3 separate regions of the Mus musculus genome follow, and all the other regions are linked to region 1. A link is a loop called in an ENCODE intact Hi-C map of the cell type or tissue named here. Cell type or tissue: left cerebral cortex. All regions are shown on one strand.

Evidence for each region. Peaks named below come from ENCODE experiments on the same cell type or tissue, not always from the same donor. Only the 100,000 strongest peaks of a DNase experiment are listed, where the experiment ranks them.
Region 2: it touches region 1 in a loop (3-fold over the local background); 8 of 42 quality-filtered maps call a loop at or near these places.
Region 3: it touches region 1 in a loop (9-fold over the local background); 6 of 42 quality-filtered maps call a loop at or near these places.

The regions. Positions count from the first base shown.
Region 1 is chr2:121,951,147-121,959,146 of GRCm38, forward strand. It overlaps Mageb3 (melanoma antigen, family B, 3), which reads right to left and starts at 4,946. Exons shown (of 1, transcript NM_008545.2): 1 at 2,625-4,946. The coding sequence starts at 4,073. The coding sequence ends at 3,081. It overlaps Ctdspl2 (CTD (carboxy-terminal domain, RNA polymerase II, polypeptide A) small phosphatase like 2), which reads left to right and starts at 4,855. Exons shown (of 13, transcript NM_212450.4): 1 at 4,855-5,471. In left cerebral cortex, CTCF peaks have their summits at 4,817 and 7,742; DNase peaks (open chromatin) are centred at 4,214, 4,892 and 5,246; H3K4me3 peaks cover 2,383 bases; H3K27ac peaks cover 1,745 bases.
Region 2 is chr2:122,026,162-122,034,161 of GRCm38, forward strand. Eif3j1 (eukaryotic translation initiation factor 3, subunit J1) reads left to right here and starts at 2,419. Exons shown (of 8, transcript NM_144545.4): 1 at 2,419-2,563; 2 at 2,647-2,750. The coding sequence starts at 2,512. In left cerebral cortex, a CTCF peak has its summit at 3,315; DNase peaks (open chromatin) are centred at 2,239, 2,361 and 2,986; H3K4me3 peaks cover 2,314 bases; H3K27ac peaks cover 1,566 bases.
Region 3 is chr2:121,863,000-121,870,999 of GRCm38, forward strand. It overlaps Golm2 (golgi membrane protein 2), which reads left to right and starts at 3,971. Exons shown (of 10, transcript NM_001205369.1): 1 at 3,971-4,532. The coding sequence starts at 4,206. In left cerebral cortex, no CTCF peak of the experiment used is centred here; DNase peaks (open chromatin) are centred at 3,179, 3,360, 3,863, 4,341 and 3 more places; H3K4me3 peaks cover 3,130 bases; H3K27ac peaks cover 2,022 bases.

The DNA of each region.
Region 1 (8,000 bases):
GAAAACTGCTTCTAGTTGTGGTGTGGCTCAGCCTTTAGTATACACCTTTAATCCCTCTGGCTGGAATACAGACACACCCTTAGTACATTTCTTTAATTCCCAAACAATGAAGATAAAGTTAGTTTGTAGAAGAAAGGACCCGTCAGGCGGTGGTGGCACACGCCTTTAATCCCAGCACTTCGGAGCAGAGGCAGGCGGATTTCTGAGTTCGAGGCCAGCCTGGTCTACAGAGTGAGTTCCAGGACAGCCAGGGCTACACAGAGAAACCCTGTCTCGAAAAACAAGGAAAAAAAAAAAGGACCCATGTTTGAAAGTGATGTCTAGTTGAGTGGGAGACAAAGTGATGAATCAGAGAAAGATTTGACAGAACAGGATCTGCCCATCTCTCAGAGGAGAGGAAAGAGGCAACATGAGAGGGAGCAGCACAAAGTGGGAGGAGGCAGATTTACCAGAACAGTTGGACAGAAGCAGGTTGCAGAGAAAGAAAAGGCTAGGCATGGGTAAAGATGGAACAAGCCAGACAATGAGAAGGAGCCAGAAAATTAGAACATATTGTCAAAGTTAGTATGAGGCTAAGCAGAGCAATTCAAAGGCTCAGAAACAATCCAGATTGAATCAGATTTGAGCCCAAACAGCTGAGTTGACTAGCCTGAAACTTGGAAGAAACTTGGGAAGAACTAGAAAGAATGAGCTTATTCAGCAGTAAATCTCAGAGGCTGAAAACATTCATTCTAGGCCTAGATAAGGTTGTCCAGAGACTAGAGGCTTCCAGGTCTAGGCCTAGGTTAGCAGACTGGGGCAGTAAGCCTCAGTCAGAGATGACAATTACAGCAGGCGAATCAATTACTTTTACATCTTCCCTCCAACATGGTCTTGAACTCTTTCTCAGCCTCCCAAATAGGTCAGAGTTAACAATTTTAGACTTGGTTGGGCAGTGGCGGTGCACGCCCAGGGGATTGTAGGACAGCCAGGGCTACACAGAGAAACCCTGTCTGGAAAAAAACAAAACCAAACAATTTTAGACTTTTAATCTAAAATATTTTTTTGTTTTGTTTTGGTTTTTGGTTTTTCGAGACAGGGTTTCTCTGTATAGCCCTGGCTGTCCTGGAGCTCACTTTGTAGACCAGGCTGGCCTTGAACTCAGAAATCCGCCTGCCTCTGCCTCCTGAGTGCTGGGATTAAAGGCGTGCGCCACCACGCCCGGCTTTAATCTAAAATCTTACACTGGGTTTTTTGTTTTTGTTTTTTTTTTCTTGACATAGGGTCTCCCTGTGTCAGAGCTGTCCTGGAGCTATGTACACCGGGCTGGCCTCAAACTCACAGATATATTCTTTCTGCCTCCTGAATACTGGGATTAAAGGCATCTGCCCCCAAGCTTGGACATAAAGCTTAGTGACATTTACAACTACCACATTAAGAAGACCAGCACCTTGCTGAGTACCTTATAATCTCATTTGAATGAGATTGCCAATGAATAATCTCATCTAACAGCCTTTAGGTGTGTCCTTTATTCTAGGGTATGGGATGCAACACCTATATTTTAAAAGTGAAATTCATATTTAGACTTAATTCACTTTGCTAATGAGGGTGTGGAGGTAGTAGAAGTAGCCCAGAGAATAAAGAAGTGATTAGGTGAACAGCACACATTTAGTCTTCTTTGGTGGAAATGGGTTTTGAGGGTAATCCAGCACTTGGAAGGTGAGGCTGGAGGCAGTCTTGTATTTGTAGTGAGTTTGAGGCCAGTCTTGGAAACAAAACATTGCCTCAAACCAAAAAAACACCCCCTTCCAAAACCCCAAAACAGAACCAAAAAAAAAAAAAAAAAACACTGAAAAAGGAGAAAGTTCATAAATTGCAAAAACATTTTGTAATTTCTGGGTTTACTTCTATAACTTTCCATTATACGCACTAGATAACTTTTTATTTTCAGTTAGCCTTTCAGAAACCTATGATTATATGGACTCTCAATTTGTTCTGTGCTCGGTATACCATCGGCTCTCATTGTTTTATTCCAAGATTTCTTTACCCTTTCTTTTTGTCTTTTCTTTTGGAGCCAGGTTCTTGTTGCACAGCCTAGGCTGTTTGGAACGTTTCAATCCCCTGCCTCGGTAATCCTGAGCCTTATGATCACCATGCCCAGTCTGAAACCAATTTTGTGCTGGTAAGATTTAAATGGCAAAAGGACTCAGCTCTGACAGGATCTTGACAACCCACCTGCACCACATTTGAAGGAGAAACAATATTTACAAGAGCACTCTACGCTTCTACGTCTACCTTTCTGCCTCACCTGCTATTATCTGGCCATCCCCCCTCCCTCTTTTTCTACAGATAGTGGCTCAACATGATTCTGTCTTGGGATTTTCCTTTGTTTCCTTTTTGTAAGAACACTTTTACAAAATCAACTCCCCATCTATGTCTCACTTAGGGAAGTCTTATGAAAACTCCCCAGACCCCGTCGCTGGCATAATCACATGCTATCCTACTACGCGTATTACTTCACGTCTATAATGCAGTCTTACCCCTGTCTTCTTTGGTGGAGTGTCAACTGGGAACGCAGTGGCTATTTTTCCTAATTCAGTTATATCCTTTTAAAAACGGCACGTTTTCAATCAGCATTTTTTTTTGAGTAAAGTCATCAAATCCAACTTTATTTCACTTAGCATTATACAAAAAAGAAAAAAGTATACAGCAATCACACTCATAAAATTTTCAAAACTAACAATATAAACTTTCCCACTTCACTGTTGTTTCACCACTGTATGATATCACATTGCCATGACAATCCCTTCTCCAATGCAATGTTACACAATGTTTTAGTAAAAACTAATGTTTTCCAGTTTGTTGCAAATAACAAAACAAGTCCTAACCTGACAAGTGACAGTTACTTCTGTATGCAGTTAACAAAAAGCATGGCACAAAGCACTGTTTAGTTAAACAAACATTAGAAAAGTAACAAAAATAGCCTCCATTCTACTAATGTATAACAGGCCAAGAATGGATGCATGCTGGTTCTGGTAGGCTATGAACTCTCTACTGATTAGGACCCTGACTGTTTTTCAAACACAACAGAACAGACTCAACTACACATTAGAGGACTTTTGGGATGGGGCCTTGGAATGAACACCCTTGCCTTGAACTCTACTTCTTGGCACCCCTCCTGCCTGATCTCTAAGAGCCAACTGGTAGAGATTAGGGAAGGCACTAGGGACTGTGCCATTGACTTTAGCTAAAACTTTCAGGACTTTCATCTTGGTTGTTTCAGCATGGGCTCTGGGTCCCCACAGGAACTCATAGCTTGGGGGATCACTGCCAGGTACCTGGCGGTACTCCAGGTAATTTTCCTGCACTACATCTCTTATAAACTCCTCAGGCTCGCCAAAGATCAAGTGCTTCTTCCCAGCATATACCCCCACTCCATGCAGAAATTGCCAGACCTCTTGCTCAGTGGCACGGTTACCCTTCATGAAGATCACACCTAGGACAGACATTAGGAGACCTGTCCTAGGCAACCCCCAGTTACTACTCAAACTTCCCTCAGTGGAAAGACCCAGTTTGCCCACCAGCAAATAGGAATGAGTGCTGGGATCAATTTCCTTCAACTCAAGACCAAAGACCAATTCTAGGCGTGCAGAAGTTCTCCTGAGGATCTCAGGGAATTGCTCCTTATACTTCTTGTTAACTACTGCCAGCATTTCACTTCTTGTAACTGCTTCTTTCATCTTAAATTTATCTAGCAGGAATTCTATCAGCACACTAGCCTTCCTCATGATAGGATCTTTCAGTGTGTGCTGAATGGAAGTCCCTGCCTGGGTGCCATCTGAACTTTTTGTATCAGGCAGGACAGTAGCATTTCTACCACCTATACCAGAGCCTGTGCAGGATACACCTGCACCAAAAGATCCAGGGTTTTTCACACCCTGAGGAGCAGAACCACCAGGGAAGCTGGACCCAGCACTCAGGTCAACAGGAGAAGACCCTGCTTCCTCTGCAGTGGGCTGAACTACTTGAACCTCCCTGCGTGACTGCTGTCGTTTAGCACGGGAGCGGCTCTTACTCTTTTGACCCCTAGGCATGTTGACTGTGCTCAGGACTGAAGTAGAAGAGCTGACAGGCAGGAATCAGGACTTCCGAACTCGTGGATCAAGCTCTTTTCTGCAAACCCTAGGATTGTTCTCTTCAGACTGGCGTCCAAGCCTCTCCTGTCTCAATCAGCATTTCTTATAGAATAATGAGATCAGCTTGGAATTTCAGTCAAAAGTGCTATCTAGACCAGTGTTTCTCAACTTGTGGGTTGCAACCCTTAAGAGGTCAAACCACAGGTTGAATAAGATCATGGGAAAACATATTTGCATTCCGATTCATGACACTAGCAAAATTACAGCCATGAAGTAACAACAAAGATAATTTTATGGTTGGTGGGGTCATCATACATGAGGAACTCTATTAAAAGCGTTTCAGCATCAAGAAGATTAAGAATCATCCAGATTCTAGATGGAGCCCACAGTCGTGTGTGAAAACCCATTTGAAAGACTCGAGTTTTAAGCGTACAGGATCACTGCCCACATCGCGAGGAAGGGAAGGGTTAAGAGTCTCCTTCATAGGTCCAAGGGCAACAGGGGCTCCCGCTAGCAAAGTGACCTAGGAAGAGAACCTCGGGGACACTCCGCGAACCTCCGAAAGCACCGGGACCAGGCTGGGTCTGGCCATCGGGAGCGCAAGGCACTGGCTCCCGCTCCAGCGCGCCAAGCCGTTAGCACCGCCCCTTCCCGCCGGCTCCACCCACCGCCGCCTAGTCGCTAACCCTGGCCGCTGGGTGCGCGGCGCGTTCTTAAACCCCGCCTCCCAGGCCAGGGCGCGCTCTCCTTGTCGCCCGGCTCTAGGCGGTTCCGTTAGCGGCGGGAGGGAAAACCGCCCCCGGCGTCCCCGCCTCCGCTGCTAACGCTTTCCTCCCTACTCCCCCTGCGACCACCCCGCAGCCCGCTACGGAGGCCCCCGAAGTACAAACGTCCCCCACGCTCCGAGCCCCATCGGAGGCTGAGTCCAGTCTAACTCCTCGGGCCCTAAGCTCATTTTTTTTTCATTGTTTTTTGTTGTTGTTGTTTCTTGTTTTTCTTTTGGTCAGGAATTCGCTCTGGTGAGTTCCCTAAGGCGGCAGAAACTTCAGCCTCTTCACGGTAGTAAAAGTTGGTTTCCCCTCCCCCGCTGCCGCCCAGGCCTCCCGCATTCCTTCCCTCCCGCCTCTCCGGATCGGGGCGGGCGGGGGAGGAGGGAGCCAGAGCGCCTGCGCAGGGAGGCCGCTTTCCATCCGGGTCCCTGTCCGTGCGGTGCAGCAGGTCGGTAGGCGGGAAATGGCGACTGGCTGAAGGAGCTGGTTCTGTTGCTGCTGAGGGATAAGCGGGAAAGACACCACCTATTGCGCAGTCGGGACCATCGCCGGAGCCCGAAGACACTTTTCTGTCGTCACAGTGAAGGTAATTCCCTTGGTCCAGACGCTGCCGTTGCTCCGAAGCTCAGTCCTCTCTCAGGGCCGTCTGCCGGGATCTCCTCCCCTTCTCTAGCCGAGCCCTCAGCGGTTCCAGCAACGTCCGTAGGCATGCACTGTTGGCGCCTTGTACGTCCACTGTCGTGGAAGCTGCTCTGGCTTGGACTTTCCCCAGGGAACGGCCAGGGAGCTCACTTCCCGCCAGCTTCAGCTCTTAGGCTGCGGCCTGTGTTGTGATTTCTGGGGTTAGATTTCACTTTGCTACCCACCCCCAACCCCATCTCACGTTCCCAGTCTCTGACCCCGTGGACCCGATAGCTAATTAAGTTAGATTGCCTTTTCGAACCTTCTTGTGGGCCCACGTAATGTTTTTGGTATTTCATTCTTGTAGGGTGCATTAGGGGGGCGTTGCTCTCTCTACTTGAGCTCTTACAGACATCCTTTGAGAATCTGGAAAGAGGTTCTTGGAGCTTCTGTCGTTTTCTGTACTGCTAAAATGTTGAGTTGACATTACTACTTTTTAAAGTCAAGTGTGGTAGTAAAAACCAGCGTGTGTAGGAGGCCTCTGATTTCCGTAGTGGTTAGTTAAGGGTGAATCTTAATTCTATTTAGCATGTTGTTTACGTTGGGTAAGTCCGTATGAGTTTACCTTTGCGTTCTTGACCAGGATTCTGTGATAAATAATTGCATAAATAAATAGTGTTTATTTACTTCTCGCCCTAGTGGTAGCTGGATGTGTGAATGACGTTAGGCACTCTCAGAGTACCTCGGAGAAACCTACTGAGATACTGCCAGGAAACTACCCTAAGCTCCTGACATGAGTATTCTTAGATGCTACTCCAAGGCAAGGCAGGGAGTGTTATCTTTCTCATGCTACTAAGACAATACCAAGATTACGGTTACATCCATATACAAATTAGTGCCTTGAAATGATAGGCTTATCTACATGTTTTAGATTGTAGATTGCCTGTTACTTTGATTCATGAAATGCCAAGCTACACATTTGTGTTTGTGGTCCAGCAATTATCTCTATAAAAGCAGTGACATGGCATGTGGAAGCTAGTTTTTACTGGCTTTTGTTTTGATTTTTCTTTTTTTAATAGAGTTTCTCAATTTTTTTTCAATGGTTTGGTCATGTCGAGTTTGGGGCATTATAGGTGTTTTCTCCCCTGGAATAAAACGGAAGATTAAAACATGGCTTATATTACATATTAGTTAATGTTTCTCACTCAGTAGCCTTCTGCTTCATAGGTGCAGCCTAAAGTACTTCACTTGCTGTTCACATGTTAGGATTAAATTTCAGTAATAAGCAGGCACATGCAAACATTATAGTTTTTATTTGAAAGACTTAGCCCAAGGTCATAAAGAAAGTCAAGGTAAACATAGCTCTTATATGAAGTAGATTTAGGAGTGACCTGGGCCTCACTGCTCTTTCCTCACTGCTGCTTGATTTCGGGGTTTGGGGAGTGAAAGTTTAGACAGCCTGAGTCCTTGTTGAGTCATTTCATTTTAAAATGGGACCAATTATGTTACTCAGAAGAATTGGGATAAATTATGTCTGGTGCAGGCTTTCTCTGTGTTTTAACAATGTTTTAGGGGTAGGTTTTTTGATAAAATTTAGTTTATAGGTAGCAGAATCAGTATTGTACTACATTCAACTAGACCCTATATTCTTTTTTTGTTTAATTTTTGTTTTGTGAGACATGATTTTGTGTGTGTGTGTGTGTCACAGCTCTGTACTGGAACTCACTTTGTAGATCAAGGTGGCCTTGAACTCACAGAAATCCAACCTGCCTCTATCTCCAGAGGCCTGGGATTAAAGGCAAGCGCCACCACAGCCAGGCCAGTCCCTATATTCCTAATAGTCTCCTATGCATGATTTGAAAGGATGTGAAAACTGCCAAGTGCTATCTAGTCTTTTTCTCATGTGTGCTATAGTTGTATTGCAATAATAGGATTGTGTAGGAATACTAAATAGGATAGGTATATTTTAGAACATTCAGTTGTGCATAGTGCTGGTGCCTTACAGACATTTCATTTGAACTAGTGGTGCTATTTTTCCCCTGCTGTTAGAAAATTGATGATTGGGGGCTGGTGAGATGGCTCAGTGGGTAAGAGCACCCGACTGCTCTTCCGAAGGTCCAGAGTTCAAATCCCAGCAACCACATGGTGGCTCACAACCATCCGTAACAAGATCTGACTCCCTCTTCTGGTGTGTCTGAAGATAGCTACAGTGTACTTACTTTAATAATAAATAAAATCTTTAAAAAAAAAAAAGAAAATTGATGATTGATAAAGTTTTATCTTTTCCAGATTAATCTAGCCTATTCCAAGGTTGTATTTGATCAGATGGTTTCTTTGTAGGATGATTTGAGCAAAATCTGTCTGGATATGTAGTGCAGTGGTAAAGTGCTTGCCTGGCATTCAGGAAACCCTGGGTTGCTAAATCCCCATCGCCAGATGAGCTGGTTCTGGTGGTTCCTGCTGTAACTTACCTCAGGGAGGTGGAAGCAGAGAA
Region 2 (8,000 bases), 75 kb after region 1:
CTACATGTCAAGCCCACAGAAGGGACTCCTGCAAAGGGGACATTTGGCTTTAATGTGAAAGAGGAGAAGCGATCCATGGGGAGTGTGGGAAGAGCACCACAGTCAGAAATATTGACTCTAAAGCTCCTAGAAGTAGCCTCAGCAATGAAGGGAATAAGGGAGGTGGGGGTGGGGCAATCAGAGGGTAGGAGAAATGGCAGAGGGAGAAAAAGATGAAGAAAAAGAGACCAGCATATGTCTGAAGTAGGACAGCCTATGCAAGGTCTTATTGACCAGGAAAAGACGCTGAACTTTCATTTGGGGACAGGGTCACATATAACCCAGGCTGCCCTCAGACTTCCTATGGAGTTGAGTATGGCTTTCCTTTTCCATCCTCCTGCCTCCACCTCCTGAGTGTGTGGGGTTACATTGTGTGCATGTATCATTTATATGGTGCTAAGGATTGAATTTATGGCCTTGTGCATGTTGGGCAAACAGTCTGCCAACTATGTTACATCCCCAGGCTAAAAAGTTGAGGTTTTTCTAAAAACAAAGTCATTAAAGATATTTTATCTGGAAGGAAGCAATGTTATTTACTATTTATTCAGACAGGTTGGGACAGATCCTGGATGCATAAGTCTTCCTTCCTAGGGTCTTGTCTTAATTTGGATTCACGACTGGATCAACATGTATTACAATGCTTTACTCAATTTATTGATTTAAACATTAGTCACATCTAACATTCACAGCGATTAGACTGGTATTTGACTAAAAGCTAGGGGACATAGGTACCACAGTCTAGTCAAGCTGATAAATAGAATTAGCCATTCTGTTGCCTTTGACCTTAAAATAGTTTTCAGACTGGTTCCTTCCTCTCCATTGTCACTGGCTTAATTTGGGCTTGAGTTATCCTTGCAGAATTAATTCATTCGAGTTGGAAATCGCATAGCTCAGTGGTAATGCAAGGAAGGCAGAGGCTCTTGGTTTTATCCTATACTTATGTACTAGGTACTTTGTAAAATCATAAATGGATTTTTTTTTTTTTTTTTTTTGGTTTTTTGAGACAGGACTTCTCTGTGTAGCCCTGGCTGTCCTGGCACTCTGTAGACCAGGCTGGCCACCACGTGTGCCACCACGCTGGGCGGATGCTTTCTTTTATAGAGCGTCATCTCTCATTTTAATAATGCTGTCGAACAGCTGAGCGTGGTGGCGCACGCCTTTAATCCCAGCTCTCGGGAGGCAGAGGCAGGCTGATTTCTGAGTTTGAGGCCAGCTTGGTCTACTGAGTGAGTTCCAGGACAGCCAGGGCTACACAGAGAAATCCTGTCTCGAAAACAAACAAACAAACAAACAAACACAAAAAAATTGCGGTAGAACATTTCTTGAAAGACCACCTTATAAAATGTTTACTTGTAGACGAAAAATACACAAGAAACGGAAAGTACTAAGAATGGCTGATGTGTGTCTGTTTTTTTTAAAGACTTAAAACCTAAGCTCATGCCTTTAATCCCAGCACCTGGGAGCCAGCCTGGTTCACAGAGCGAGTTCCAGGACAGCCCAGGCTACAGAGAGAAACTTGTCTTAAAAACAAAGCAAAACAAAACAAAAAACTTTAAAAACAATGAATATATTGGAAAATCAGACAATATCTAAACTAGCTCCTTCCTTCTTAATGTCCTTACTGGGAAGCCCTGTGCCAAGGGGGAGAGAATTTTGCTCCTTTTAGGTTCTTTTTATCAGTTTACCTGTTAGAATGCACTCAGATGAGCACCACAAGCCTTCTCTCTACCAGAAATGCACCGGAGCACAAGTCACTTGGTTTCTCAAACTCCAGCTTCACCAGTGCCTACCGCGGGCAGAAAACTGAAACTTCCGTCGTCGTTAATGCTACCTTTTTAACATCTAACCTCATAATGCTTCTTTTTGTTGCAGCCACTGCACTGTGTCGAAATCTGTTTACATAACTATTTTGCTACTGTGTTGAGGACAAACTAGAATAAGCCTGGGACGGACCACGGAACTCCGAAATGTTTTCGCCAAAACAATCACCGTGCAGGACTTCGGGTGATCACCGGAAGGGAGAACCAGGGAGACTTGGAGTATACTTCCATCTCCGTGCCCGAATGCTAGGAGGCCACGGGATATCTGCCCTGTCCACTTCCTCCTCGCTGCTCGCCTGCTGCCGGCTCACGATCAGCCAGCACTAGAAGACCCACTCGCTAGCCGAGCACCGCCCGACTCACGCGTGCGCACTTCCTTTCTCTTCTCGCGGGGGGTGGGGGATGAGGGGGTGAGGGGTGTGGCTTGGGGGGACCAGGCTGGTCCGCGTCTCCCAGCCCAGCGTCGCCCCACCCCGCCCGCCCCGCCCCTGCCGCGCGCGTCGCCCGTGGGGCGGAGCCTCTGCCGGGCGCCCAGTCAGCCACTGTCCCAGCCTGCCCTGCGCGGGCCAACGAGAGCCAGCCCAGTGACTCACCTCTGCCGCGCTAACTCTTCGCAGCTCTTCCCATCGCACACGCTCACCCCCGGTTCGAGATGGCGGCGGCGGCGGCGGCGGCAGCGGCGGCGGGGGACTCAGACTCTTGGGGTGAGCAGAAGTTCCGGCCCAAATGCGGGCTGTGGCGGCCCCGCTCCCACGCGGGTACTAACGCGACTCGCTCTCTTCCGTAGACGCGGACACGTTCTCTATGGAGGACCCGGTGCGGAAGGTCGCGGGCGGCGGCACGGCCGGCGGGGACCGCTGGGAAGGCGAGGACGAGGACGAGGACGTGAAGGTAGGTTCGGGCCCGGGAGCCAGGCTACGCCCGTGGGCGCCGGCTGCGGGCGGGGAGATCGGGCCCCCGGGGCGCCGCCCGGGCCTGCGGGCCGTGGGTCCCGCGTGAGCTTCGGCCCGGAGGTTCCCTCGGCTGGACGGCCATGTGGGCAGCAAGGCGGCAGCTTGTCCGGCCGGACTCTGCGGAGGGTGGTGACCGCCTGGGCCCCAGCCCTTCACCGAGGGTCGGCTCTCTGGCCTGGAACCTAACTGGAGACGAGAAGTGACAGCAGCAGTCCGGTCGGCCCACGTGCTATCTTCGCAGTCCAGAACCTCTCACCGAAACTAGGCGAACAGATCGGGAACTCGGTTTCAGTGTTTGTCCCATATGGAAAGTCGTGGATCCGCTTTTCCTAGTTCGGCTCTCCCATGTGTCAGTAACTTAGGTATGATTGTGAAGGCCGGTAGCTCGTTTGAGCGATTAGATGGAGAAAATACATTGAATTTTCTAAACTAGAATTGGAGTAGTAAAACAACTTTTAGCTCTCCCTTCCCCCACCCTGTGGTAAGAAGGATGAACTGAGAGCACTGAGATAACCATCGGGTTAGTGGACAGAACTGTGAACTCTGAAAAACAGAGCTAACAGTTATTCATCTACACAGGGACAGACAGGCTTAGAAAAAAACCCCAAAGAGTTGGTGGTTGTGGTAGACCAGGGGCCAGTGGTTTGTTTGTTTTTTTTTTTTTTTGTATTGTAAATTCGAGTCCTATTCACCTTTATTGTTCTTAAAAACTCTCACGGGCTCATCTTACAGCTTTAGATATACTGTTTGGATTTTTCATTTTTACTCTGAACTTTGCTGAAGTGTATGTCTACTTTACCAGACAGCCTGAATTTGAGGAATGAAGTGATCTTTGTGTACATTGAAGTTAATAATGAAGTTAATAATAGTGCTGTTGACTGGCTACTTACGTGCTTTCTTTATCTATTGTATGTATACACTTGGGCATGGTTTGTTACCGACCTTATATTATCCTATCACGGCAGATTTTCAGTTTTGACTTTTCACTTTTCCTAGGAAGTAGAAGTTAGGACATCTTATAAAGTTAAAGAAGTTAAAGTTGGGCTGGAGAGATGGCTCAGCGATTAAGAGCACTGACTGCTCTTCTGAAGGTCCTGAGTTCAAATCCCAGTAACCACTAGCCACCCATCTGTAATGAAATCTGATGCCCTCCTACAGTGTACTTATATGTAATAATAAATAAGTCTTGGGAAAAAAAAAAAGTCAAGAGATGGGAGTAAGTTTAAAACAAAACAGGGGACAGTGGGGGGAAAGTAAAGGAGGCGGGAATAAATGCCAAAAGGTTGTTTAAAGCTTTCAGTAATGATGCCATGTAGTATCTACCTGGGGTTATGGAATGTAAATGGTGTCATTCCTGATGTTTATAATTCGTATCACTTAACAGTGGTTGTGGACCTTCCTGGTGCTGTGAACTTTTAGCTTGTATTTAACATGTTGTGGTGACCTCTCCCAAGCATAAAGTTATTTTTTGCTACTTTATAACTAATTTTGCTGCTATTATGAATTGTAAATATCTGATGCAGGATATCTGAGCTCTGAAAGGGTTGTTGGAGACCCACAGTGAGAACCACTGTAAGTTGATAAGTGTAAGAGCTAACTTTGGGGAGACTTAGAGGTGAGTTACTTGTAAAATCCACGTATCCACTCACTCTTTCAGTGCAGACTTACTTTCGTATACATAACCAGTCTTTTTTTTTGGTATTTTTCAAGACAGGGTTTTTCTGTGTAGCCCTGGCTGTCCTGGAACTCACTCTGTAGACCAGGCTGGCCTCAAACTCAGAAATCCGCCTGCCTCTGCCTCCCGAGTGCTGGGATTAAGGGAGTGCACCGGCTGACATAACCAGTCTCATACATAATGTTTGAAGTTGATGTTGCAGATTGGAAGCTGATTTTGTCCATCCTGTTGTAGTGTTAAAATTTTGCTTTATTTCTGTCTCATGATACAGTATATAAAAATAGTTTTTGACTCCTGGGTTTTAGAAACAAACTGGATTATGTTACCTTGGCATTTTCTAGTTACTCTTTCTCAATATGTAAGTAATTGTAATGAGACTTGCATTACATACTTTTTTTGTTGTTTTTTGCATGTTTTGTTTAGAGACTGGGTCTCACTGTGTCAACCAGGCTGGCTTTGAACTTCACAGAAGTCTGCCTGGCTCTGCCTCGTGAGTGCTGGGATTAAAAGAGTACACCAACATCAGAATCACTTTTTTTTTTAAGATTTGTTTATTTATTTTATGTACATAAGCACACTGTAGCTGTGCAGATGGTTGTGAGCCTTCATGTGGTTATTGGGGATTGAATTTTTTGTAGGACCTTACTCGCCTCAGAGTAAGAGTGAGAGTCCCTGCTTGCTCTGGCCCAAAGATTTATTATTATAAATAAGTACACTGTAGCTGTCTTCTGATACACTAGAAGAGGGCGTTAGATCTCATTACAGGTAGTTGTGAGCCACCATGTGGTTGCTGGGATTTGAACTCAGAACCTTTGGAAGAGTAGTCAGTGATTGATCTCACCCACTGAGCTATCCTGCCAGCCCTACTTTGTGGTTTTTTTTTTTTTTGAGACAGGGTTTCTCTGTGTAGCCCTGGCTGTCCTGGAACTCACTTTGTAGACTAGGCTGGCCTCGAACTCAGAAATCCACCTGCCTCTGCCTCTCAGGTGCTGGGATTAAAGGCATGCCACCACCGCCCAGCTCCTACTTTGTGTTTTAAATGAGCATTAGCAGGGCTTCCTAGCACTTGGTAGATATTCAGGAAATACTAATTTTCATTGATGTCTTCCTTCTTTTATCCTAATGGAAATATTTTGACTGCTAAAATCTAATATCTGAGGTTTATTTTATGCCACACTTTATCATTTCCTAAGGCCAGAAGGATCATATTTCTTCTAGTGTCTATTTACTATGAATTTTGTGTTTTTATTGGAAGATCATGGTTATCAAACAAATTTGCCCATTCAGAAGTTTGTTAGAATTGAAATTTGTCACCTTGCATAGCAGTGAGTTATATTACAAACTATTGAATTTTGGTGTTTTAGCATTTAATCATTTTGTGGTAGTATGCAAGACTTATTTGTTTTCATGAAGTCAAATAATCGTAGTTCTTAAACAATTCAGTATGTGAATTAAAAAAACAAGATTGGTGAATGGCAAGTGTAGTTCAGGAAGTGAGGAAGTCGGAAGAGTCCCCTGAGTTCAAGAGGTTAAGACCAACTTGGCCGGTAGAGCAAGAGTTCTATGGCAAAACTGTAGGAAGTGTTTTTTTTTTTTTTTTTTTTTTTTTTTTTCGAGACAAGAGTTTCTCTGTATAGCCCTGGCTGTCCTGGAACTCACTTTGTAGACCAGGCTGGCCTCGAACTCAGAAATCTGCCTGCCTCTGCCTCCCGAGTGCTGGGATTAAAGGCGTGCGCCACCACGCCCGGCGGAAGTGTTCTTTTAATGTGGGGTCAAGTGCTTGATCTTTATAAATTACCAGTTTAATGCCACTTACAGTGTCTATCTTAGTTACTCACTCTAGTTGACGGTCCTTTTTAGTATTTTACCTTTCTGGTTGTTCAGTAGCTGTCTTGCAGTGACAAAAATGGACATAAGCTATAGACCTCTTAATATTCATGGAGGAGGACAGACTTTTTCCCAGTATAAAGGTAAAACCTAGTGGCTAGAGAGATGGCCTAAGAGCAGTGTTCTCTTCAAGAGGACCAGAGTCAGATTCCTAGCATTTACATCACAGCTGTCTGTGGCTTTAGCTCCAGGCATCTGGTATCTCTGTCCTTGTAGACCTGCTGTCACACGCACATGCATATCCACAGGTAGGCAGACATACTTTTTTTTTTTGGGGGAAGTAAGGAGTGTACATCTTATTTTTACTTAGTATTTACTTAGACTTTTTCTTACTATCCTGATATGCAGAGGTAGCAGGAAGAAATGTTTGCTTTGTGTGTGTGTGTGTATATGAATATATATATATATATGAATATATATATGTGTGTATGTATGTGTGTATATATATATGACTAGAGTAATGTGCAGGATGTAGATGCAGTACCTACTGAAAGGATGAGTACCTACTGAAAGCACGGGCAATGCAGCTTTAAAGTCATTTTACTAGATTCCCTACGTCCATTTCAGTTGAACAGGTTACAGATTGGGTTTATTATTCGAAAGATGTACAGAGGAAACTTCTGACTGTGTTCAGCTGTCTCTGGCATTTTTTATTTTGTTTTTGTTTGTTTTTTTTATGTTTAGTTATTTCAGGCAGGATCTCATGTGGCCCAAGGCTGGCCTCACTCTCAGCCAGCTGAATTCTGGGACCTTGCCTACAGACATTTGAGTACTAGGATTGAAGGCATGTACAACTACTCCTAGTTTATGCCTCCTTCAGGATAGAACTCAGGGCAAGCCACCAACTAAACTACATCTCCAGCCCTCAGCTGTGTGTTTCTCTAGTTGCCTTGTAGAATTTATTACACAAGGTCTCAGAGAACTGTCCCAGGTAAAAGCTATGCACTGAGCAGTCAAGTCTTACTCATTTACTTTAAGGATCTGTCCAAATTAATAATACAAATCCTCCAGAATAAGGACATCTTTTTTCAAGTATTAGCACTTCTGAGGAATAGGATCTATATTTAATTTGATTTTTGTTTGTCTTTTTGTGTGTATGTGTGTGTTTGTCTTTTTATATTCTACTTTTGGGGTAGGATTTCCTTCCAATTTGGATCTTCTGGCTTCAGCCTTCCAATTTTTAAAAATTTTTATTTTTTGGCTTTTTCGAGACAGGGTTTCTCTCTATAGCCCTGGCTTTCCCGGAACTCACTTTGTAGACCAGGCTGGCCTCAAACTCAGAAATCCACCTGTCTCTGCCTCTGGAGTGCTGCCACCACACCCGGCTCAAGTATGCTTTTTATTGAAAAACATTTACTTATTCTATTTGTTGCACTGGGCCATTGCAAATAAATTAGTTACTTGTTTAGTGTTTGGTTGGGGCTTTTAAATATTAATTTTATATTTTGTCTGCATGTGCGTACGTGCACCATGTGTGTGCCTGGTGTTCATGGAAGTTAGAAGAAGGCATCAGATGCTATGGAACTGGAGTTAGACTTGTGAGCCAGGTTTTCTACAAGAGCAATAAGTGCTTTAAACCACTGAGCCATCTTTCCAGCCCTAGTGTAGAATTTACTGAAATAATTA
Region 3 (8,000 bases), 88 kb before region 1:
TATTCCCCCTACTAATTCTTAAAAGATTATCTATGACTAGCCTGTGTTTCTTTTTTTTTTTGAATATATTTTATTACCTATGAGTTAAGTTAAATACAGATTTTTTTTTAAATTAGGTATTTTCCTCATTTACATTTCCAATGCTATCCCAAAAGTCCCCCATACCCTCCCCCCCACTCCCCTACCCCTCCACTCCCACTTTTTGGCCCTGGTGTTCCCCTGTACTGGGGCATATAAAGTTTGCAAGTCCAATGGGCCTCTCTTTCCAGTGATGGCCGACTAGGCCATCTTTTGATACATATGCAGCTAGAGTCAAGAGCTCCGGGGTACTGGTTAGTTCATAATGTTGTTCCACCTATAGGGTTGCAGATCCCTTTAGCTCCTTGGGTATTTTCTCTAGCTCCTCCATTGGGGGCCCTGTGATCCATCCAATAGCTGACTGTGAGCATCCACTTATGTGTTTGCTAGGCCCCGGCGTAGTCTCACAAGAGACAGCTATATCAGGGTCCTTTCAGCAAAATCTTGCTAGTGTATGCAATGTTGTCAGCGTTTGGAGGTTGATTATGGGATGGATCCCTGGATATGGCAGTCTCTAGATGGTCCATCATTTTGTCTCAGCTCCAAACTTTGTCTCTTTAACTCCTTCCATGGGTGTTTTGTTCCCAATTCTAAGAAGGGGCAAAGTGTCCACACTTTGGTCTTTGTTCTTCTTGAGTTTCATGTGTTTTGCAAATTGTAACTATATCTTGGGTATTCTAAGTTTCTGGGCTAATATCCACTTATCAGTGAGTACATATCATTTGAGTTCTTTTGTGATTGGGTTACCTCACTCAGGATAATGTCCTCCAGGTCCAACCATTTGCCTAGGAATTTCATAAATTCATTCTTTTTAATAGCTGAGTAGTACTCCATTGTGTAAATGTACCACATTTTCTGTATCCATTCCTCTGTTGCATTTGGGTTCTTTCCAGCTTCTGGCTATTATAAATAAGGCTGCTATGAACATAGTGGAGCATGTTTCTTTCTTACTAGTTGGAACATCTTCTGGATATATGCCCATAGCCTTTGTTTCTAGTCATATAAAAATATAAGCATCTATACTTGACAATTCTAAAAATATCCCAAAAGATAGTATTTGACTTTGTTTGTTTGTTTGTTTGTTTGTTTGGTTTTTCAAGACAGGGTTTCTCTGTATAGCCCTGGCTGTCTTGGAACTTACTCTGTAGACCAGGCTAGCCTCAAACTCAAAGATCTGCTGTCTTTGCCTCCCAAGTGCTAGAAGAATTGACTTCTTCTTCTTTTTTTTTTTAAAATAGTTTTAGAGTTATTTCTGTTTTCTTTTTTTCCTTTTTTTCTCTTTTCTTTTCTTTTTTTGCCTGTATTTATACTATATGCATGCCTTGTGCCTGCAGAGATCAAAATGGGGCATCAGATCTCCTGGAACCAGAGTTAAGGATGGTTATGAGCCATAAAGTGAATAGTGAGATCTGAACTCAGTTTTTTATCAAGAGAAGCAAGAGTTCTTAATCACTGGATCACCGCTTCAGCACACACCACTAGGGCTGTCAGAGTTGACTTCTATTTATTTTATTTTATTTTTTGGTTTTCGAGACAGGGTTTCTCTGTGTAGCCCTGGCTGTCCTGGAACTCACTCTGTAGACCAGGCTGGCCTCGAACTCAGAGATCCGCCTGCCTCTGCCTCCCAAGTGCTGGGATTAAAGGCATGTGTCACCACACCCGGCTAAAGACAGTTTTTAAGAAATCAACTCTGAAGCTGGGCAGTGGTGGCTCATATCCCATGGAGGACACACGCAGTCAGCATTTTCCACTGTTGGGGCTCATCTTGCTCACCTGGCTTAAAGAACTGGTCTTTGCCTTTATGTGGTTAATCCCTCACTCATAACTGGCTATATGGATGCACTTACACGCTCTTTCAGATTTCTAGATTAGACCTTAATAAGGGGATAGGTTGAGGAGGTAATTGTGTGTGTGTCTGTGTGTCTGTGTGTGTAATCTCCAGAAGGAGAGGAAAAGAGGCTTTCAAGTCTCAGCTCTGCAATCTCTAGCATATAACTCTAGAAAAGTTATGTGGCAACCTATAAATATAAACCTTTAAAGCCCTAATGGTCAAATAGGGCTTTAAAGCCCTTGTTAACAAAAAGTTTGTGCTTGTGTTTTGTAAGAGGTACATCTGTCAGAATCCTGTTTTAAAATACAACGTCCTTGGGAAGAATAACATTTTAGAAAGTTAATACCATTTAATGGATTTTTCAACTACTGACTGAGATAATACATTAGTAGGATAAATGGTTAAGATTTCCAGTTTGGGAGCCTGTGAGAGGGCTCAGTGGGAACGGGTACTTGCCAGGCTGGATAACCCACATGGGAGAAGGAAACCTGCTCTTGCAAGTTGTCTTCTGGCCTCCGCTCATGTGCCATGGCATGCATGCCCCACTCCAATAAGCAAATGTAATAATTACTTTAAATTCCTTTTTGACCTGGCTTCCTTTTGCCAAAGCTGCTTGGTTGATATCTGAGAGTGGAGATGACTTCTCAGAGCTCCTGAAGTCAGAGCTCAACTTTTGAAGACAAGAATTTTGTATGCAGCACACGCTGGCTTCCAGCTTCTGCCTCAACACCCCAAATGCTGTAATTGAAGAGAGTTAATCTTCAACTTTGATGTAAACCAGCTAGTAAATTCTGGTACGTTTATGTCGTTGTTGTTGTTTGTATAGTATAAAAAAGAGAAACATCCTTCTGTGAAGGTATTTTTTTTTTTTTGGAAGCAGATGAACTTTATTTTTGAAATGCACAGGACACATGGAACAATTTTTCACTGTTGTAAAATCTTCATGTCTCAGAACTATAGGCCGGTTTGAATAAACACTTAAGTTTGTGTTCTTGACCCGGAGTCTGAAAAATAACTACAAATCCATCCTCTGGTTACACAGGTGAAAACCAGTAACTTTTTATTGTTTGTTTAAACAACTACACAAGCAGCACGCAGAGGGAACGAGCAGGGGATTCTCTGTAGCACTGAACATGACGCTAAACGTAGAACAACACCTGCTACAAAGCAGAGAGAGGAACAGTATTACGAGTTCTGTTACTTGGCTTTAAGCCCAGTTCAGAAGATACAGGACTCTGACGTTTCCGCACATCTTTGTTTCCGGGCTTTCTCCTGTGTAAAGCGTTGTTGGGATAGGAGGGATGTAAAACTAGGCGTGCAGAAACAACTTGTAAGGGCTGCTATTGCTAATTCGGAATGTGTCAGCCGTCAGTAACGGCGCATTAGCTGCCATTCACCGAGGGCAGCTTCTGGGCTTTCTCCTCAGCTAAGTCGAGGGAAAAGCAGCAGAGCGTTTTAAAATAGGAGCACCGCATTTTGGAATTCTTCCTGTCCGTGACAGCAGTAACCTTGGAAACCAGGCTGCTAACACATCTCAATCGCAGAGCATCCTCAAGCTTAGCTTCTCTTGCTGTATTGTCTGGGCACCGCTATTCTGGGGGCTAATGTCAACTGTTTTTGTTTTTTTCCACCTCGGTGGCACAAACAACACCTAGCATAAAACCTTGCTAGACACCCATCAGGTCCCATCTTACCTAGAGCCTTCCCTACTTGGTGGCAGTCTCAGAATTGGTCCTGACAGAGGACACTCTGCCAAGGGGCCCGCTGATAGCAGGACCTCCCTAAACCTGGCCTCAGGGGACACCACCAGGTAACAGCACCACGCACACCCACCCAGGTACGCCGCGCGACCCCGACCCCGCGCCCCAGCCTCCAGAGAACCCTCGCGAGACAAGACCGCAAGGGGACGAGAAGAAGCCCACTATCTCGCGAGAAGAGGGGGCGTCGGCGGAAACGAGCTAATGCCCCCCTGGGCGCCCCGGCCCCAGCCGGTGGGCGTGGACCGAGGAAACCCGCCCCCTTCCGGCTCGCGTCCCCGCCCCCAGCCTTGAGGCATCGGGTCGCGAGTACCAGCGCCGGCTTCTCCCGCTTCCCTGCGGCGGGAGCCCGCTGGCCTTCGACTCTCGGAGGGGGCGCGGCGGGGGCGCAGAGGGGGCGGGGAGGACCCGCGACGCCCCGCCCCCCTCCGCGCTCTGGCGGCTCGGCCCGTCCCTTGGGGTCCGGGTCCCGAGGCCGCTGAGACAGCAGGCCGGCGCTGCCCGCAGGTGTCGGCGGCAGCGGCGGAGCCACCGGCCTCATGGTGGGTTTCGGGGCCAACCGGCGGGCCGGCCGCCTGCCGTCCTTCGTGCTGGTGGTGCTACTGGTAGTCATCGTCGTCCTTGCCTTCAACTACTGGAGCATCTCCTCCCGCCACGTTCTGCTTCAGGAGGAGGTGGCCGAGCTGCAGGGCCAGGTCCAGCGCACCGAGGTGGCCCGCGGGCGCTTGGAGAAGCGCAATTCGGACCTCTTGCTCTTGGTGGACACGCATAAGAAGCAGATCGACCAGAAGGAGGCCGATTACGGTCGCCTCAGCAGCCGGCTGCAGGCCAAGGAAGGCCTGGGGAAGAGATGCGAGGATGACAAGGTAAGGTCGAGCCCTTTCCTCGGCCCTCCTAGACTTTTTCTTTTCACTTCTGGGTGGGGTATTAATATTCGCCCGCCGGCGATTGCTGTATGCCGTCAGCGTGGTAGCCCTGGAAGCTCCCCAGACCCCCAGCAACCCTGTTTGTTGTCAGACTTTCCCGGTGTCAGCGCCACATTCTCTGTTCGCTTGCAGAGACTGTAAGTTCTGGTTCTCTAGAGTGGCCTATGTGTGGATACCACCTTTCCTCCAAGCTCAGCTGCTGAGCTGGCAGTGGTTATCATCTGGCCTGTGTGGCCGCCTTCGTTCCCGGCACACAGGCTGCCAGGTATATGTATGGGCATTGTCTCATCCACCTCCTGTGCAGACTGATCAATATTAATTTATTTCAGAATGCGGCCTTCTTCCCTTCTGGTGCTCAACATGTATTTGTCAACAGTATGGCTTTTTAGAAATCTCTATAAATTGATGTATTTTGCTAAGTAGATTTTTAAAAAATGAATTTTGTGTTGAAAGTGTTGTTATAGATGAGTCAGGAACCCGTATATGAGCCACACTTGTGACTTGAGTGCGGTTAATCCATTATCTTCTCAATTTGAATTGTTAATGAAATTAGCCGAAATGGTAGAATCTAAAAATAAGTTCTTAGGAACAGAATCTTATGTCTGTCGTTATAATTCTTGAAAGAAAATAAAATTGTGTGTGCTTAAATAGCTCTTAGGGCTGCTGCTTAATGCAGATAGAAAATACAAAATTTTAAATTTAAAAATCTTAAGTCTGGACTATGATCATGTCCTACTTAATAGGATCTGTTTTCACTATTTTATTGACAGTTTATAACTTAGGCAACTTCAGTTGGTATATCAGAATTCTGAAGACTTCTAGATAGGTACTATAGTAGATGACTTCTTTTCTACACTCTTAAATCTTTTAAGATTAAATTTCTTCTTTCTTTATCTAGTGTGTGTGTGCATGTGCATACACATGTGTGGAGATCCGAGATCTGGAGTCAAGTTCTTTCCATCCATCCTGTGGAGCTGACTTCTGTTTATCTGTCTTGGCAGCAAGTGCTTTTAGCTGCTGAGCCGACCCTTAAATTGAATTTCATTTGTGTGTGTATTCACCCTAATGCACATGTGGATGTCAGAGGATAGCAGTCAGATTTCTCCTTCTACCAAGCAGGTCCTGGGGATGGAACTCAAGTTCTATGAGATTTTTAATGAGCTTCCAACCTTCCTACCCTCATTGGCCTCTACTTTCTTACTTATCGAAAACTGAGCCTCTCAGTTGTTTTCTTGTTCCCTTTTCTTCTTTATACAGTATGCACATCCTCTGAGAAGGCTAGAGATCAGCAGACAGATGTACCTTCTATACACTGAACTGTAAAACATGGATACAGTAGGTAGAGACCCGTAAGAGCTTGGAGTATTAAAATAAGATCTTCAAGATGGACCGTTTTGATCTAGCATTCTTTGTCTTGTGGTTGTGCCTCAAAAAGTGAGCTCTCGACTGTTTCTTTTCTCTGTCATCTGATGGACTTTGACCCTGTAAAACTCTTTTTTTTTTAAAAAATTATTTATTATACATAAGTGCACTGTAGCTGTCTTCAGCCTTCAGCCATGCCAGAAGAGGTGTCAGATCTCATTATAGATGGTTGTGAGCCACCATGTGGTTGCTGGGATTTGGACTCAGGACCTGGGGAAGAGCAGTCAGTGAGTGCTCTTACCTGCTGAGCCATCTCGCCAGCCCGACCCTGTAAAACTCTTAAGTATTTTAGTTTTCTGTTGCCATGGCGGAACACCCTGACCAAGGCAACTTACAAAAGATAGCATTTTATTTGTGGCTTACATTTTTATTATTTTATATGTATGGGTGTTTTGTCTGCATGTTTTTTTTAATTTGTGCAACAGATAAGTATCTGGTTCCTGAGGAGGCCAGAAGTTTTGGATTCCCCTGGAACTGGAGTTACAGGTGGTTTTGAGCCACCATGTGGGTCCTGGAAATTGAAGCCAAGTCCTTTGCAAAAGTCATAGAAGAACACTGGGAATGAAGTAACTCCTTTGAAACCTCAAAGCCTGCCCCCAGTGACACACCTCCTTTAACAAGGTCACACCTCCTAATCTTTCCCAAACAGTTCCACCAACTGGAGACCAAGTGTTCAAACATGAGCCTATTAGGGCTATTATTCAAGCCACCACATAGATAGAGGAACCCCAGTTCTGGAACCAAAAAGGTGATATTTCCTTCTTCCAGTTCATTGTGCCAGTTCTGTCATTTCCAGGATGAGAGCAAGAGACAGTGTTCTCATCACTGTCCATGAAAGTGAGAAATCAGACCCATTTCTCTAGATTCTCTCAAACTTACTATATTTTATTCCGTCTGTAAAGGATTTTAACTTGGAGGTGTATATTAGTTTGCTAGGGCAGGTATAACAGATCCAAGATACCACACACGAGATATAAAACTTTATTTCTCCACAGACCTGGAGGCTTGGAGTTCCAGGTCAAGGTACAGGAAAGGGTTGGGTTTCTCTGAGACCTCTCCCCGTGGTTGCAGATGGCTGCCTTCTTGCTGCTCTATCTTGTCATGGTATTCCCTGATGGATGCATCCCAGTGCCTCATCTCCTTTTTGGATTGTGGTCCCTCTTATACATGACTTGTTATGGTATCTTCAGGAACTCACTTGTGCCTGCTGGGCTTGCTGCACTGTTTACTTCCCCTGCTTTTGTGATGAGCAAGGTCACAGAATCTTCTCCTGTGTGTTCAGCCACAGCATACGAGCTATGCTATGCAAGTCTGCACTAATTGTTCAGGGTTGCAGGGAGGGACTAGAGTGTAGAGACTGGTGAAGGGCTTTGATTCTGTGGCTGTGGGAAAGCTTTTATTCCTTCTAGGTAGCCCTTTACCTATGTGCTATAAGGAAATCCAATAAACTCATTGGTTTCCCAGGGGTAGATGTTTCTTGGGATTCCCCTGGGGATGCATTTTTGCAACAGCCCCACACTAATAGCCTTATTTAATCACTGCTTTAAACTCCAAATATAACTGTATTTTGAGATCCTTGAGGTTGAAACCTCAACGTATGAGTTTGAGTAGTACAGTTTACTATCATATACACAATGTAGTCCTTTTTTTTCTCTTCTTTCTACCAAAAAGACTGTTTGTTACATAAACTGTATTTTTCTTTTTCTTTAAGATATATTTATTTTCATATATGTGAGTTCAGCAGACACACCAGAGGAGGGCTTCTATTACAGATCTTATTACAGATGGCTGCTGGGAATTGAACTCAAGACCTCTGGAAGAACAGCCAGTGCTCTTAACTGCTGAGCCATCTCTCCAGCCCTTCCTTTTCTTTCTATAGTAGACAGGAGTCTCACTGTGTCCAAGGCTGGTTCCAAGTGCTGGTATTTGTGTGTGTGCCCTCAACCAGCTTGAACTTGGATGCCTGTTACTGTGTCTCATGCACTG